2 separate regions of the Homo sapiens genome follow, and region 2 is linked to region 1. Evidence: chromatin contacts called from ENCODE Hi-C or POLR2A ChIA-PET data. All regions are on one chromosome and are shown on one strand. The core of a region is the stretch at or near the end of the contact, and the rest is flanking DNA. Distances in the headings are between cores, read along the strand shown.

Region 1 (7,503 bases), core at 4,340-6,839:
GCTACAAATACCAGGTAAGCATAAAAGTGAACAGATGAAAGCAAAGCCAATGTTACTAAATTTTAGAGCCTGTTGACTGTGGAAGAATGTCATCCTGAAGCTCATCTTCCTTTGTTAAAAAAGAAGAAGGGGAGGCGAGGCGTTAGGTGGTTTTAAAATTATTCTGATGCAAATATGAGACTAACCTCTTTAGCGTGCTTGGAGGAATAGACAGCAGAATGAGTGGGAAGTACTGATTTGCTATTACCTCTATGACCTTGTGCCACGTAAAATTGCATCCCATAATATGAGTGTTCAAGTACCCTATTTTGGGAGTCATGTAAGATGGCTGAAGAAATGCAGATTGCCCCATTGTTTTCATGAGGTGGACACCATGCTCCTGGGCAGAGTGACATCCTTCTCTGAAACCTGGGGCTTAGCTCTGAAGTCTTTTCTTTGCATCTACAAAGAAAACCCACATTTCCACCACAGAGCCTCTTGTTAGCAGGCTGAATGCTAGTATCAAACCATGTCATTACCATACATATTTTTGTTTTGTCTTCTTATGAGAAGGAGAATTATTCCTGGTCACATTGATGGTCCGTTCTCCTGCCTCAGCCTCCCGAGTAGCTGGGATTACAGGCACCTGCCATCACACTCAGCTAATTTTTGTATTTTTAGTATAGACGGGGTTTCGCCATGTTGGCCAGGCTGGTCACGAACTCCTCTAGCAGGAACACTAGACAAAGTCTAGAGTTATGTTTTCAGTGGTGACACCAAGTAGTCTGTAGGTTCTGCAAACGTACATGCCACTTGGTGTCATTAGGGACCTCTCCCCTGTGATTTAACAAATGTTTTTATATCTTCAGCTTATCATCTCCTGTATATTAAAATCTAGTAAGGAAATTCTACCCCACCCCCATGCAAATTTCTGTTTTTATAAACTTCAACTTGGACCCTTTATAACCTTTGTTGTTTTAGACTAAAAAAGTCTTGTTTGCATTGTTTTCATATAAACTTGATCCGTCTCCTTTATCACATCGGTGATTTTTCATAGCCCACTTTGTGCAGTTGTGAGTTTAGGGATAGGGAATTGCTTTGGGGGATTGTTTGTTTTTTCGTTTTTTTGAGACAGAGTTTTGCTCTTGTTGCCCAGGCTAGAGTGCAATGGCGCAATCTCAGTTCACTGCAACCTCCACCTCCCAGGTTCAAGCGATTCTCCTGCCTCAGCCTCCTGAGTAGCTGGGATTATGGGCGCCACCACACCCAGCTAATTTTTGTATTTTTAGTAATTTTAGTAGAGACGGGGTTTCGCCATGTTGGCCAGGCTGGTCTCGAACTCCTGACCTCAGGTAGATCCGTCTGCCTCAGCATCCCAAAGTGCTGGGTTTACAGGCGTGAGCCACTGTGCCCGGCCGCTTTGGGGGATTGTTGACAGTACAGTCCCCTTGAAAACTCAGTTGATTTCCCCTTCAGGTGTCAGCTTTGGTAACCGTGGCGGGAGATCTAACTCAAGGCCTCAAGTTATAGATTCCCCATAAGTATGAGTTATAGGCTACAGGATGAAAAGGGCATTTTTAGCAAAGGTATACTCTTTGTTTCCGCTTTACTCTCAGACTGGCCATTTCTAGCCTGAGTCTACCTGTCTTGTAGGACCTTGCCAAAAGCCATAAGAAGCCAACCCAACACAACTTCCTGCCATTTTCCCTAACTCCTCACTCTTAGCCCGTATGAGGTCTGCATCCCAAGATATAGCAGTGAGAGCAAGACCAAATGCTGTGCTATTGAACAGCAGGGATCACCAGCTCCTCTTCTGGAACAGCTGGGTTCTGAATGCTCCCCCCCTACCCCCTGCATTTCTCCATAAAGCCAATGGCACAGGTTAGTTTTTCTTCCTTGCAGCATCCTACTTCTGATTTATTTCATATTGTTCTGTCCTTCATGAAGTATGCTCTGCAGCACTGCAACAGTGAATTCCACATAGAGACCCTCCGCCTTTCAAGACAGGAAGTAGATTTGTATATATTATCAGCACATCTTGAACAATAGTCCCATGACTGGATCTTTAATTTCTGCCACAATTCTGATGGATACTGTCAAATCCAATTAATTTATCTCGTGTTTAATTAGATCCCAATAAGATGTGTATGTTTGTCACTATTGAAGTAAATCTGGCTTGTCTGCTTCAAAAGCCAATGATACAGACCTCAATATTCTCAGAGAAACTGATGCTTACAGGACGCTTTATGCTGAATTAAAGGTTGTGAATTGAATTGAATGATACGCAAATTTCTTTTTTGTGTGTGATAGGTTTGGTTTAGCAGTGCTTAAAGAAGGAGCCTAATTTTTCTCCAAAGTCAGCCTGACTTTTTTCTGGTCATGTAGCTCAAGGTTAACCCTCCCGAGTCTGGGACACATACACATTCCATTTCTGCCGAACCAGCTGCCTCTGGGTCCTAGGGACTGAATGGTATCTCTCCAAAATTTGTATATTGAAGCGCTAACCCCCAATGCGACTGTATCTGGAGATAGGTTCTTTAGGAGAACCTTATTAAGGTTAAATGAGGTCATAAGAATGGGCCCCTATTTCACTAGGATTGGTGGCCTTATAGGGAGAAAGAGTGATCTCTCTCTCTACACGCACTCAGAGGAAAGCTGTGTGAGGACAGAAACAGCAGCCATCTGCAAGTCACAGATAGAGGTCTCCAGCCTCTGTCTTGATCTTGGATGTCCAGCCTCCAGAATTGTGAGAAGATAAGCCTCTGTTGTTTAAGCCACCCAGTCTGTGGTACTTTGTTATGGAAGCCCTACCTTCTTTGGAAGCAAGTGAACTAGTGTAAGTAAGACAGGAGGGTTTTGGAGTGGAAACTGTGCAGGCTATGGAGTTAAGAAGTGGAATTCTGGAGGCGGGGCAGTGTGAAGTCTTGTTAGAACTGGCAGTGGAGTCTCGATGGCCATCAAAACTCATTCCTCGTCTCTCACCCCTCCCCATACAGGTGTCTTTTTCTCACATCTGATTTCTTCAAGGTCACTGGATGTCGCATGGGCTCATGTCTCCCCACTATGAGCCCTCTTCCTTTTGCCCCAATTCCGAAAGTGCCAAAGAGGGACTCCATTTGTCTGGACTTTGCTCATATGCCCACTTCCATGACTCGTCAGTTGGGTCAGTGTGAGGAAGGATGGCACAGGCTTGACTTGGATCAGAGGCCCTCACCTGGGCCACTCACTGCCTGGGTCATGCAGAACCTGGCAGTCCCCTTTTTGACCACACATTACTGCAGAGTGGAAGCAGGAACTTAAAAAGTGGGGGATGCCCATGGCAGAGGAAGGGGCAAGACTAGACAGAAGGAACAGTGAATGCCCCAATGAAGACACTCTCCTGTCTGCCTTTTAAAATTCTTCTTCTGGACATTCTGTTGTCCTGAACTGACCTGCATTTGCCTTCTTTACATATTCCTGGTACCTGAAATTTTAAACCCTTATTCCTCTCCCTTCTCTCTCATCTCTCCCAAGGCTTCATTAAAGCTTGTGTCCCATCTTCATCTCCCCCAGATCACATAGTCACAAGTCCTCTTTCCCCAGAGAAGGATGGTGGTACATCAGCTACTTTAGTGAGAAGAAATGATCCTTCTGCTCTTCAACTTTCAAAGCTCAAAGTTTCCTTGGACAATGTCTAGTGTTCCTGTTTCTCCTCTGACAGAGCAGCCCAACTCTTGAGTTTATGTGTAGAACAGAGGTCTGAAAAGACTACCAAACCTTGAAATTCATAATTCGTGTTACTTTTCCCAAAATGACTATCTGTACAAAATTTTCCCAACATGACTATCTGTACAAAATTCATGTCACCTTTTCCAGCATGAGTATCTGTACAAAACTCGTCTGTTCACATGACAAGAGTTTACCTTGGTATTTTGTTTGCTATTTATGTTCCACAAAGAGAACATATTTTGGACATCTTGTCACTGTTTTAAAATATCAAAATAGACCAGGCACGGTGGCTCACGCCTATAATCCCAGCACTTTGGGAGGCGAATGAGGGTGGATGGCCTGAGGTCAGGAGTTCAAGACTAACCTGACCAACATGGCGAAACCCCGTCTCTACTAAAAATACAAAAATTAGCTGGGCATGGTGGCATGTGCCTGTAATCCCAGCTACTCGGGAGGCTGAGGCAGAAGAATCGCTTGAACCCAGGAGGTGGAAGTTGCAGTGAGCTGAGATTGCACCACTGCACTCCAGCCTGGGTGACAGAGCGAGACTTGATATGAAAAAAAAATTATATATGTATTATATATAATATATATTGTATATATATAATATATATGTATATATAATATATATGTATATACATAATATATATACATATATAATATATATAATATATATGTATGTATAATATATGTATATATATTATATATGCATATATATTATACATACATATATATTATATATATAACATTGTAAATTGTAAATAAAATTTCTTATAAAAAGGGGAAATGTATATGTTTTTAAAGCATCAAGATACTGACTACAGGATAAAATCTGGAGGAAAAAATAGATGAGAATAAAAAGAAAAGAAGGAACTTGGGAAAATGTCTTCATTTTAATATACCTATATTTAGTATGATTCTGTTTTTTAAAAAATTTAATCCTGAGTTACAAAGCCATAAAAATCTACTTAGTGTTTGTAGTCACTTTATATATATTTTAAACACTTTCATATTGGTTAGTTATTTTTTCTTCAGGTAGCATGAGTCAGATGGTGGTTCTAACTTAATTCCATAATCTACCATTGTGTTGTAGTTATTGTCTGAGATCTAAATTACAGCCATGGCATCTCGTATTTTATTCTCCAAAACTCCACAACACTTTAATACTTTATTTGAAATGATTCAACTGGGAGAGTATTAATCAAATATATCACTTGTATAGGGTAAACCTTTATAAGAAAAAATTACCCAGGAATTCTTCCTAATCTTGATCTGTTATTTTTTTTTCAACTTAGATGTTGAAACATCTTTCAGTAGAATATTTCCTTTCTAGTTTGCCCTGAATTCTTATCTTGGAATCAGGAATCTTTCAGAGAACATGTGTTCATCTCTGGAGCTTCAAGCCAGCTTGATGTCTCAAAACCTTTTTAAAGTAATTTTCCCGTGATTGCATTCTTTAAGTGACAGAGAATCCTCATTTTTGCTCCTTTTTGCTAACAGCAAGGAGACTTTTAGTTTCCATTTCTTGTATTATAGAGCCTTGCATTCTTCTGTTTTTCCTGCAGATAGCAAAAGAGAAAAGAATAGTGGAGTAGAGAAAATACTAAATGATTAGATTCTTGACTCTTGACATGAGAATGACATTCTACTTTCTGTCCTCGCATCAGAGGCTGCAGACTGATGGTCTGAGATCCAGATAGAGCCCCCAGAGCTCTCTTGTTTGGTCTGTATGCTGTTAGCCTGCATGGTTTTTAAAAGAAATTATTTGTTGCCACATTTCACTTGGGAGAGTTCACATAACAATTTCCTCCTTCTCTAGTCAGTTGAAACATCTGGCAACCCATGACCCAGCTTCCTGCCCACCTCAGCCCCATCAGCTGGAGCTCATGAACAGCTACCCTCTCTTAAACAAGGCAGGATCCCTCCTACCAAGTTCCCAGCTCCCCCTGCTCCCGCCTGACTTCCCAAGACTAAAGCCAGCCTTGGCTGCTGTTTGTCCTCCTGATTACAGGATTGTTTTTCTTAGAGCTGAGAAATAGTTTTATATTTCCTGTCTCCATTACAAGTAGGAAATAGAGGATCGTGCGGACTAGTTTTTAAGATAATGGCCCATTTGATTTATTTTATTTTTTTTTAACTTGCTGGCCTCTATAACCCATTGAGTTTACAGACTCAGGAGAGGAACCCACTGCTGAGACCTAATTCAGCTACTACTATAGCATAATTGGAACCATCTTTCCAATTATGCCTACTTTTGGTAATTCCCTGCTGATAACACAGCAGCCAGAAATATTTGTATTTCCTCCTAAAGTTTTCTGAGTGACTTCGTTAGAAGGCCAAATTTTTAAGAAAACATTCATGAGGAATCTAAATGTTGCCATAAAAATTGTTTTGGGCTTACCAGTGGAGATTTTTGCTATCAGATTTGTTTTTAATCTTACCAGCATGTCTTCTCACTTAGCATACGTCACTGGCTTCAAGCCAAGAAGGTGAGGATTTCCATACTCAAATTCCCACAGGATAGGCAGGGGACTTAAACCAATGATAGAGACTGTGCTTAAAGGGCAGTGATAGTTATTTTGAAATATATAATATACAGTATATTACTATAATCACCCTGATTAAACTTCAGATGTCTCACCACAGAAAATCATGAGTAAGTGAGGTGATGGATATGTTAACTAGCTTGATTTAATCATTCCATACTGTGTGTGTGTGTACATGTGTACATATATCCCAACACATCACATTGTACCCATAAATGTATATGATTATGATTTATCCATTAAAAATAACATTAATTTTTTTAAAAAGACAGCAGTAGTGATTGCCATTTGGCTTTAGTGTTTGGAAGACAATAGAGAAAATAGTGACAAACCAGGGGATGCTCGTCCTATCTGAAGGGGCAGCTGATTCTCAGCTTCAGTAAGCAGTTGACGCATGGAAATATGGGCCCACTGTCTCCTTGCCTAGTCCTTGGTGCCTTTTCATGACCTCCCTTTTCCAGTGAGGGTATGTAGTTCCCTGGGTGATATTTGTAACCAGATGTTTTCTCAGTGCTCCCATGGGATCCCCAGGGCTCTACCTGTCTCACATCTCTTTTTCTCCTATTTTCCATCAGGTGGCAGCAGACTTCCAAGTCTTCAGGTTTGTCCAGCAGCTTACAGCCTGCGGGTGCCAAGGCTGATGCCCTCAGGGAAGAAATGGAAGAGGCTGCCAACAGAGTGGAGATTTGCAGGGTACCTGCCCTCTTTGCTCCTCTCTACTGGGACAGGCTGGGGAGCCCTCAGGGATTCCCTTTTTGTTCACTGGAGTTCTCTTAAAACTCTGTCAGTGAGGCTCTAGTTGAACTGAATGTCCCCAAGCCCGCCGGCTAGCATCTCCAAGGAGTCCAGGATGAACCCAAGGAGTTGGGGCTTTGATGGTGACCTAGACAGGGAGGCAGCATTCATTTATCATTGGTGGTCCTGCATGCTAGGCAAAGAGGAATGACCTTTATTTCTGTGTGAAGCTTTTGTAAATCATCTGAGTCCCAAAGAATAAATTCTAGGTGACACAGGACAGTTGAGAATTTGACCATAGATGAGCCTTGACTCACTGTTGATACTTAGTTATTTCCTTTTTGGCTGCGTTTTGATATTTCCTGAGTTGCTTTATCCATCCTATGCCTCCTGGAAGACACTTATCTATGAAGTTGAAATGCTAGCCATGAAAAGAGTCACAGAAAAGAAAACTTCCCACTTGTTAAGAGAGAGGACATCGTTCTGAAAACTGCGACTCTGTACTCGTGTAATGATGTCCTTCGTTGTACTCATT
Region 2 (7,759 bases), core at 4,033-6,532, 56 kb after region 1:
ACAGGGTTTCGCCATGTTGGCCAGGCTGGTCTCAAACTCCTGACCTCAGGTGACCTGCCTGCCTCGGCCTCCCAAAGTGCTGGATTACAGGCATGAGCCACCATGCCCGGCCCAGGTTGTGCCTGCTCTTGTGGGATAGAAACAGCCATTGCAGAGGATTTGGGTTCCCAGACTCTTCATGCCCCACCTGTGGGCATCAGAATCCAGGTAGGTTCTAGCACGGATGACAGATGGCTCCCAACTGTGGGGCATCTCCCCTGATTCACTAAAGGCCACCTGGAGAATTTTCTTGGAAAGGATTGAGAACACTGTGGGGGAAGTGTGGAGATCAATTAGTAATATCTACCATCAGCGTATCAGGATGACAAATCCCTGGTTTGTGGTGTAGAGTGAGGTGTCTTCTAATACGTGCTTCATCCTCAGAAGAAGGCTGAGGAACAGCCTTGCAGTAACGATGAATCCTCTTTAGGAAACCTGGTGACCTAGGGTGCCTCATTGTCAATTCCAGAGGTCAGAGGCCAGAGCCCTCACTGCCATCGACCTTCACCTCTCTTGAAGCCTGGGACTGGGACTCAAACTGGCCCACATTTAAGGGCATGGCCTGGATTTCTGTCCACCCTAGCTTCTGCTGGAATGGGTATTGAGTTTGAGGATGAGTCCTAGAATCCCTCCTGCCTGGGGGGTGGCTGGAGGCTCAGGGCAAACAGCTGGAGAGCTGGGCCACAAGCTTGGCAGCAGGAGTCCGTGTCATCAGCACTCGTTGGGCACAGTGGCCCTGAGAAGTCCTCTTGGCTACAGTAGGAAAAGCACTTTGGTGTTCCAGTTTGAGAATGTTCTAGAATTCCTGGGTTGATGGCAGGATACGGTAGAGGTGCTCAGGCCCCTGCCCTCACATTGCTCACGGTCTCCTTGAAGAGAGGAGGGCAGAGGCATGAAAAGGGCATTGGCAGTGAGTGCCAAGTGCCACAGAGATGGGGGCAGAACCCAGGCCATCAGAGCTCCAGGAAGGGCAGTCACCCCAAGGGGCACCTGCGAAGGTTTTAGGAAGGGGCCAAGACAGACCAGAGCTGGGACAGACTTGCACGGGGCCCAGAAGGACACACAGGGTGGCCATCGGCAAGGCTGGTGCTGCCGCTCACTGAGTTCAGGGCTTTTCTTTTGTCTCATGTGCTTTCGTTTCAGCACAACAAAAAGCAAGGAACTTTCTCCAGGCTCTGCACAGAAAGGAAGTCCAGGCTCCAGCCAGGGCACAGCCTGTGCAGGGACTCAACCAGGGGCTCAACCTGGAGCTCAGCCGGGCGCCAGCCCCAGCCCCAGCCAGCCGCCTGCAGACCAGAGTCCTCACACCCTCCGGAAAGGTATGGCCCTGCTTCCCTTCTCCTTGGTCTCAGGCCGGAGGTGGCTGTGACATTCCCTGAAGGCTCGTTTTCCTCTATGAACTTGGATATTGAGAAACTGTGTGGTTTAGTGACTAATTCCCATCTGGACATTAGAGCTTTGGAAGTTAAAAGGGATCCTTTCTCTATTATTCCTCAGTTTACTTATTTGACAGGTGGGCTCATTAGGGGCGTATAGAGGCCAGTGCTTCCCATACACCAAATGATGCCACCAGGGCAAAATTCATTGTCCACAATGATGTGTGTTTTCCAGAGACCTGCCGGGCCCTACCTCTGTCATTTGAAAAGCTGTATAGGGTCATCTACAGGAGTCTCCTTCCCCGCAGGGCAGCCTGGCACAGCTGCCTACCCCTAGATCACTCGTACAGGGTGACAGGAGGGAGTCAGGATAGCTTCTGTAGTACCTGAGTCTCAGCTCTGAATGGCCCAAGAATGGCCACACTGACCAGTTATTATCTCTTCAGATAATCACTTCCAAAAGCTAAAGGTATGCTCCATGTGACATTTCATAAATGGGGAGCTGTACTGAGCGTACTTATCTGAACCTTTTTGGTTTGTTCTTACCTGTGTCATCTCTTTGCAGAGTCTTTCACTCGTCTAAAATAATACATCATCCTGTGTGTTCTAATTTCAGACCACTCGCACTTCTAGGAGCGGCTTTTAACTCCTGGATTTGTCGAATAGGGCCCGGATTTAGCTCATCCACATGTGCCTTCATGACAGGCCCTTTTCCAGCCCCCTTAGTTCCGATCTGCAGTGGCAGTTTCATTCTCTTTGTCTGCCCTCACCAAGCCCGTGGATCTTATTCGATCCCTACTCATTCCTTTTGCATTCTACACAAATTTATTAAATCCTGCTATGTACAGAGCTCTGTGCTTTCCAGAGAGGAAGGCAATGATAAGGCAAAGGTGTTGGCACTGTGCTGGGAGACACTCAGGGTACTGTAAGGACACCTGGGAGCATGCTTTCTCGACTCAGGAGTTAGGACAGGTGGCCCAGCGGAAACGACATCGTGAAGGTTGAATAGGAGTTGGGCCAAAGTGCCGGCGTGAGATTTCAGCATCTCAGAGCATTTCTCCAGCACCAATGGTTTCTCCTTGGTCTAGATGCCATATTCTTGGTTATGTCTTTTTTTTTTTTTTGAGACGAAGTCTTGCTCTTGTGCCCCAGGCTGGAGTGCAATGGCACAATCTCGGCTCACTGCAACCTCCGCCTCCTGGGTTCAAGCGATTCTCCTGCCTCAGCCTCCCAAGTAGCTGAAATTAAAGGCGTCTACCACCACACCTGGCTAATTTTTGTATTTTCAGTAGAGATGGGGTTTCACCATGTTGGCCAGACTGGTCTCGAACTCCTGACCTCAGGTGATCTGCCCACCTCGGCCTCCCAAAGTGCTGGGATTACAGGCGTGAGCCACTGTACCCGGCCAGGCACCTCTTTGTTTTAGAGTCCTTTAACTGGCCGGACGCAGTGGCCCCTGCCTGTAATCCTAGCACTTTGGGAGGCTGAGATGGGCAGATTGCCTGAGCTCAGGAGTTTGAGACCAGACTGGACAACGTGGTGAAACCCGTCTCTACTAAAATATAAAAAAATCAGCTGGGCGTGGTGGTGGGCGTCTGTAATCCCAGCTACTCAGGAGGCTGAGGCACAAGAATTGCTTGAACCTGGGAGGTGGAGGTTGCACTGAGCCAAGATCGTGCCACTGCCTTCCAGCTTGGGCAGCAAAGCAAAACTCTGTCTCCAAAAAAAAAGAGTCCTTTAACTTTCCCCACAGCACTACAATACAGGGGTGATGGCTAAGTCATTGTCTCGTCCAGTGGGAGAGCCAGGGCTCCTGTAGCAGCCACCCAGCCTCCTAATGCCAGTGACAGGTTGACCCTTTTCGTTTTTGCAGCACATTGGACCTAGGCAGCCAGTGTAGCCTAGAGTGACTCAGGTCCCTTTCCCAAGTGACCTTCAATAGCTCAGACCCATCTTTTGAAAGGTATACATTTCTTCTCTACTCCCCATCATGCCCACAGATGGCACACTTAGCAGGTCTTTTTTTTTAATTTTTTTTTTTTTGACACCTCAGTCTTCTGACAGCGTGCCGACAATTTCACATCCTATTCCTGTCACCACCGGAAGTGGTAAATGTCATCACAGACATGGTGATGCATCCTCTGTCCCCCAGCTCCTTCGTGAGAAGGCATGTGCAAGCATTGATACCTAGGGTCTCCACCTGCTTCTCATCCAGGGGTACCCCTGCGTCTGTCACCCATGACCACGTGGCTGCCATGAGCTGCAGTAGCAGCTGCTGGAAGCACTTCCCCTGTACTCAGGAAGTAGAGTTGAAAAGTGAAATTGGAAAGTTAAGTGGTTTTATTATGTCATGATTATGTGGTACTTGACATGTATGATCTCATTTAATTATTACACTGCTGCAGAGAAAATCTTTTTCCTCCAATTGCATAGAAGATGTTTGAATAAGTTGACCCAGGGAATACAGCGGGTAAGTGGCAGGATAGAAATTTGAGCCCACGTTGGTAGGATTCTGAAGGGCATGTCCTTCTGTCCACACTGCAGACTGACACACCCAGAGAATACATGAGGTGTCCTCCTAACAGACCTTGTTCCTTGGAGGGAGTGGGGGTGGGGTGGGGAGAAGGAAGAGCTTCTGACCTCTCCCTTAGGACTTACAAGATAATTCCTTCTAGAATCAGACCCACACACATGGCTGGGCACCGTGGCTCACGCCTGTAATCCAAGCACTTTGGAAGGCCAAGGCAGGTGGATCATGAAGTCAGGAGATCGAGACCATCCTGGCTAACACAGTGAAACCCCATCTCTACCAAAAATACAAAAAATTAGCTGGGCATGGTGGCAGGCGCCTGTAGTCCCAGCTACTTGGGAGGCTGAGGCAGGAGAATGGCATGAACCCGGGAGGCGGAGTTTGCAGAGAGCCGAGATCGCGCCACTGCACTCCAGCCTGGGTGACAGAGCGAGACTCCATCTTAAAAAAAAAAAAAAAAAAAAAAGGAATCAGACCCACACACAGCCAGTCCTCACTTAAGCCTAACAGGTTAGTGATCACTCTCTCAAGATATTTGCCCATCAAGTATCTCCTGGACGTTTGAATTTATTGTCTTTACCAATTCATTTTCAATTAAAGGTATAATGGATTTGTCATCCTATAGGGAGATTGGGAAAAGGATAATGAAGGTAAGGCAAAGGAGGTCAGGGCAATAATGTACTTTGAAAAATGCGGTTGATTGGCCGGGCGTGGTGGCTTACGCCTGTAATCCCAGCACTTTGGGAGGCCGAGGCGGGCGGATCACCTGAGGTTGGGAGTTCAAGACCAGCCTGACCAACATGGAGAAACCCTGTGTCTACTAAAAACACAAAATTAGCCAGGCGTGGTGGTGGGCGCCTGTAATCCCAGCTACTCAGGAGGCTGAGGCAGGAGAATTGCTTGAACCTGGGAGGCGGAGGTTGTGGTGAGCGGCGATCGCGCCATTGCACTCCAGCCTGGGCGACAAAAGCAAAGCTCCGTCTCCAAAAGAAAAAAAAACAACAAAAAAACCCCAGAAAAACAACGAAAAATGCAGTCGATCCATACATGCTTAGACCAGCGGGTACAATTCTAGGAAGAAACAAGAATGAGAAGAAAGCCTCAGCAGCAGGGATGCAGGATTGAGGCACAGCATATAAAGTAATGAAGGAACAGGGGTTCTGTGGCCGGAGGATTTGCTCACATATCACTGTTAGGGGAGCCAGAAGCCACTGGACAGGTTCAGCCAAAAGTCAGTTTTCTATCCCGAGGACCTGCCCCTGTGTCAGGGCTCCTCTGTCCATTACAGCAAATTGAACTGGAGTCATCCTCTGCTGGACCCTGCCCCACTGACTCACTCTTGCTCAGAGAGTAGCAGCGATGCCTCTCACCACTGGGAAGGCAGCCCACTCCTGTGGATGGGAAATTTGTTCTCTAGTTTGGCTGGGTGTGCGTGTGTAGATCAGGGCAGAAATCCAGAAAAGAGGAGGAAAAATTAGTTAACAGATGGGAAGATAGGAAAACTTGCAGTTCTCGGTTAATTTTTAAAAATTGTATTGGCTGCTGTCAATGTGGCAAGAGGCCGGGGGGCAGGGCAGGGAGGTGTGGGTGGGTGGCGAGGGGCAGGAGGTGGGGACAGCTTTGAACGCTGAAGGGTGTGTGAACAGGCCCCACAAGTGGCTTCATTCAACAACTTTGTGTTTTGTTGTTGTGTTGTGTTTTCTCTTTCAGTTTCAAAGAAGCTGGCACCGATTCCACCCAAGGTCCCCTTTGGCCAGCCGGGGGCTATGGCAGACCAGTCCGCTGGCCAGCCGTCCCCAGTCAGCCTGTCCCCCACCCCGCCCAGCACCCCGTCACCCTATGGACTGAGCTACCCTCAGGGGTACTCCTTGGCCTCGGGCCAGCTCTCCCCAGCTGCAGCTCCTCCCCTGGCCTCTCCTTCTGTCTTTACAAGCACTTTGAGCAAATCGCGGCCCACTCCTAAGCCGCGACAGAGACCTACTCTGCCGCCTCCTCAGCCTCCCACAGTAAACCTCTCGGCCTCTAGTCCACAGTCCACGGAGGCCCCCATGCTAGATGGCATGTCCCCTGGGGAAAGCATGTCTACAGGTAACCAAGCCACAGGCTCCCTCACTTTTTTTTATGAACTTTAGTGAAATGTGCCTAGGGGAGGGATTGCTAGTGTTACTGCCAGTGAACACATTCCTGCGTGCTTTGGGATGACTGGGCTGGCACCAGGGGTAGCTCATAAGATCTCCTTAGAAGCCCACCAATGGAAAGCAACCCTGGAATCCATGTGTCCCACACAGGGGCTTCTTATGGGATCTCTCTCGGTCTAAGCCCACCAGCCTGGGGTTCTGTTTTTGCTCTTATTATCGGGGGTTGAAGACACTGAGTCATTTGGAGTGGGGCCTCAGGAGAGGCTGGAAGCTGGTTATGATCACAAAACAGCATCAAAACTCAGGTATTTCCTGGATAGAGCCCAAGCAACTGACAGGTATAAATGCTTATCTGGAGAACAGGGGCTAAGAACCCAAGATGTTTTTTACTATTACTAAAATAAGCCTTGCTAGAAAAATATACTTCCAGATAGATATTTAGAGAGGGGTGAATTTCAGAAAACATGCATGTCTCCATTCTCCTCCACCAGACTCCCCTCCCTGGCCAATTCCCTGAGGAGCTAATTGGACAAACCCACAACGACTTAATTTAGTTTGGGCTTAAATTTAGAAACAAAGACGGAGCTCTCTTCCCCCAGAAAAATCTGTAAGCACAAAATCGCAAACACACACCACGTTTAGCCAAAACCATTCATTGGCTGGAAGGAACGGGATGTTTTTGGAACATCTCCCCAGACACTTCAACCACATAAGATTATAAAGTCAGGGGCCTATTTGTGGTGGCTGCTAAAGTCATTTGAGCATTTTCCTTGTTCAGGGAGACAGGCACAGGGTTGAGCTGTGTCTTGGGCTAGAGCCAACCCACTTAGTAAAGTGCAGTAGCATGGCGGTGAGCTGGAGCATATGTGTACCTAGTGTTGTCCCAAGTAGCAGAAGGTGAGGCAGCTTGGGTTGGAACACACACACCACATACACACACACCCACTCACCCATTTCAAAGAACAGTGCTGTCCTAGGATGCACTGGGACTTTTTGTGATAATGCACTTTTCCCTCCACGTCCTTCTCCAAAAGAGTGATTTATTTCTTCCGTGATTAGACGGAAGCAGTGACCCTGTGGGGTTCAGCTCCGTGCTGCCTTTGAAAAGGCTAGTCCAATTTGCAAGTGTTTGTACTGGGTCAGATTTAAATATTACGGGGAAGAGCCATCTGGTGATTCGGCTTCTTTATTTTTGGATGTGATTAATGTTGAAGGTACAGCTGCTGTCATCTACCCCGAGGCTTATTAAAAATTAGGCAAATTTCTCCCTGGAAAATGCAGTAGCACCACGCCCATCTTGGTGGGTCTTGGTGCTGAGGTGTCTCCTGAAGGAGCCCATGATAGGAGGGCACAGGCTTGCTGCCCTCGGGGAAGGTCACAGCTGCGGAGGAGCTGAAGGTCACCCGAGCCAGGTCTCCAGGGCTGCTCCTCCCAGTGTGTCACATCTGGTGACTCTTCCAGCCACCCCAGGGAAGGGACACAAGGTAGTGTCAATACATAAGCAATAGAATGAGCAGAAGATGGCCAGGCACGGTGGCTCACGCCTGTAATCCCAGCACTTTGGGAGGCCGAGGAGAATTAGTTGGGCATGGTGGCACGTGCCACTAGTCCCAGCTACTTGGGAGGCTGAGGTAGGAGAATTGCTTGAACCTGGGAGGTGGAGCCGAGATTGTGCC

The links. A loop is a pair of places that touch in the nucleus more often than their neighbours do. ChIA-PET counts read pairs that join two places held with the same protein, here RNA polymerase II (POLR2A). Pooled maps may share reads with other maps.
Region 2: a loop to region 1 is called in a map of heart right ventricle, with 7 times the contacts of the local background. The contact joins two enhancer-like sites. A Hi-C loop is called at or near these places in 2 of 168 maps with a recorded cell type or tissue (MCF 10A and heart right ventricle), 1 of 37 single-sample maps with no recorded cell type and 5 of 50 pooled maps. POLR2A ChIA-PET finds 5 or more read pairs at or near these places in 3 of 52 experiments (GM10248, WTC11 and activated CD8-positive, alpha-beta memory T cell).

The regions. Positions count from the first base shown.
Region 1 is chr17:12,922,121-12,929,623 of GRCh38, forward strand. It overlaps ARHGAP44 (Rho GTPase activating protein 44), which reads left to right. Exons shown (of 21, transcript NM_014859.6): 7 at 6,809-6,926. Among named protein-coding and RNA genes, the nearest start is that of MIR1269B, 8.5 kb to the left of the region's middle. Within about 2 kb of position 5,590, at least 5 of the 41 ENCODE cell types and tissues checked have a DNase peak (open chromatin) inside an H3K27ac peak, as active enhancers do; they include heart right ventricle, where a contact is called at or near this core.
Region 2 is chr17:12,978,876-12,986,634 of GRCh38, forward strand. ARHGAP44 (Rho GTPase activating protein 44) reads left to right here. Exons shown (of 21, transcript NM_014859.6): 19 at 1,183-1,358; 20 at 5,656-6,033. Among named protein-coding and RNA genes, the nearest start is that of ELAC2, 35 kb to the right of the region's middle. Within about 2 kb of position 5,283, at least 15 of the 41 ENCODE cell types and tissues checked have a DNase peak (open chromatin) inside an H3K27ac peak, as active enhancers do; they include heart right ventricle, where a contact is called at or near this core.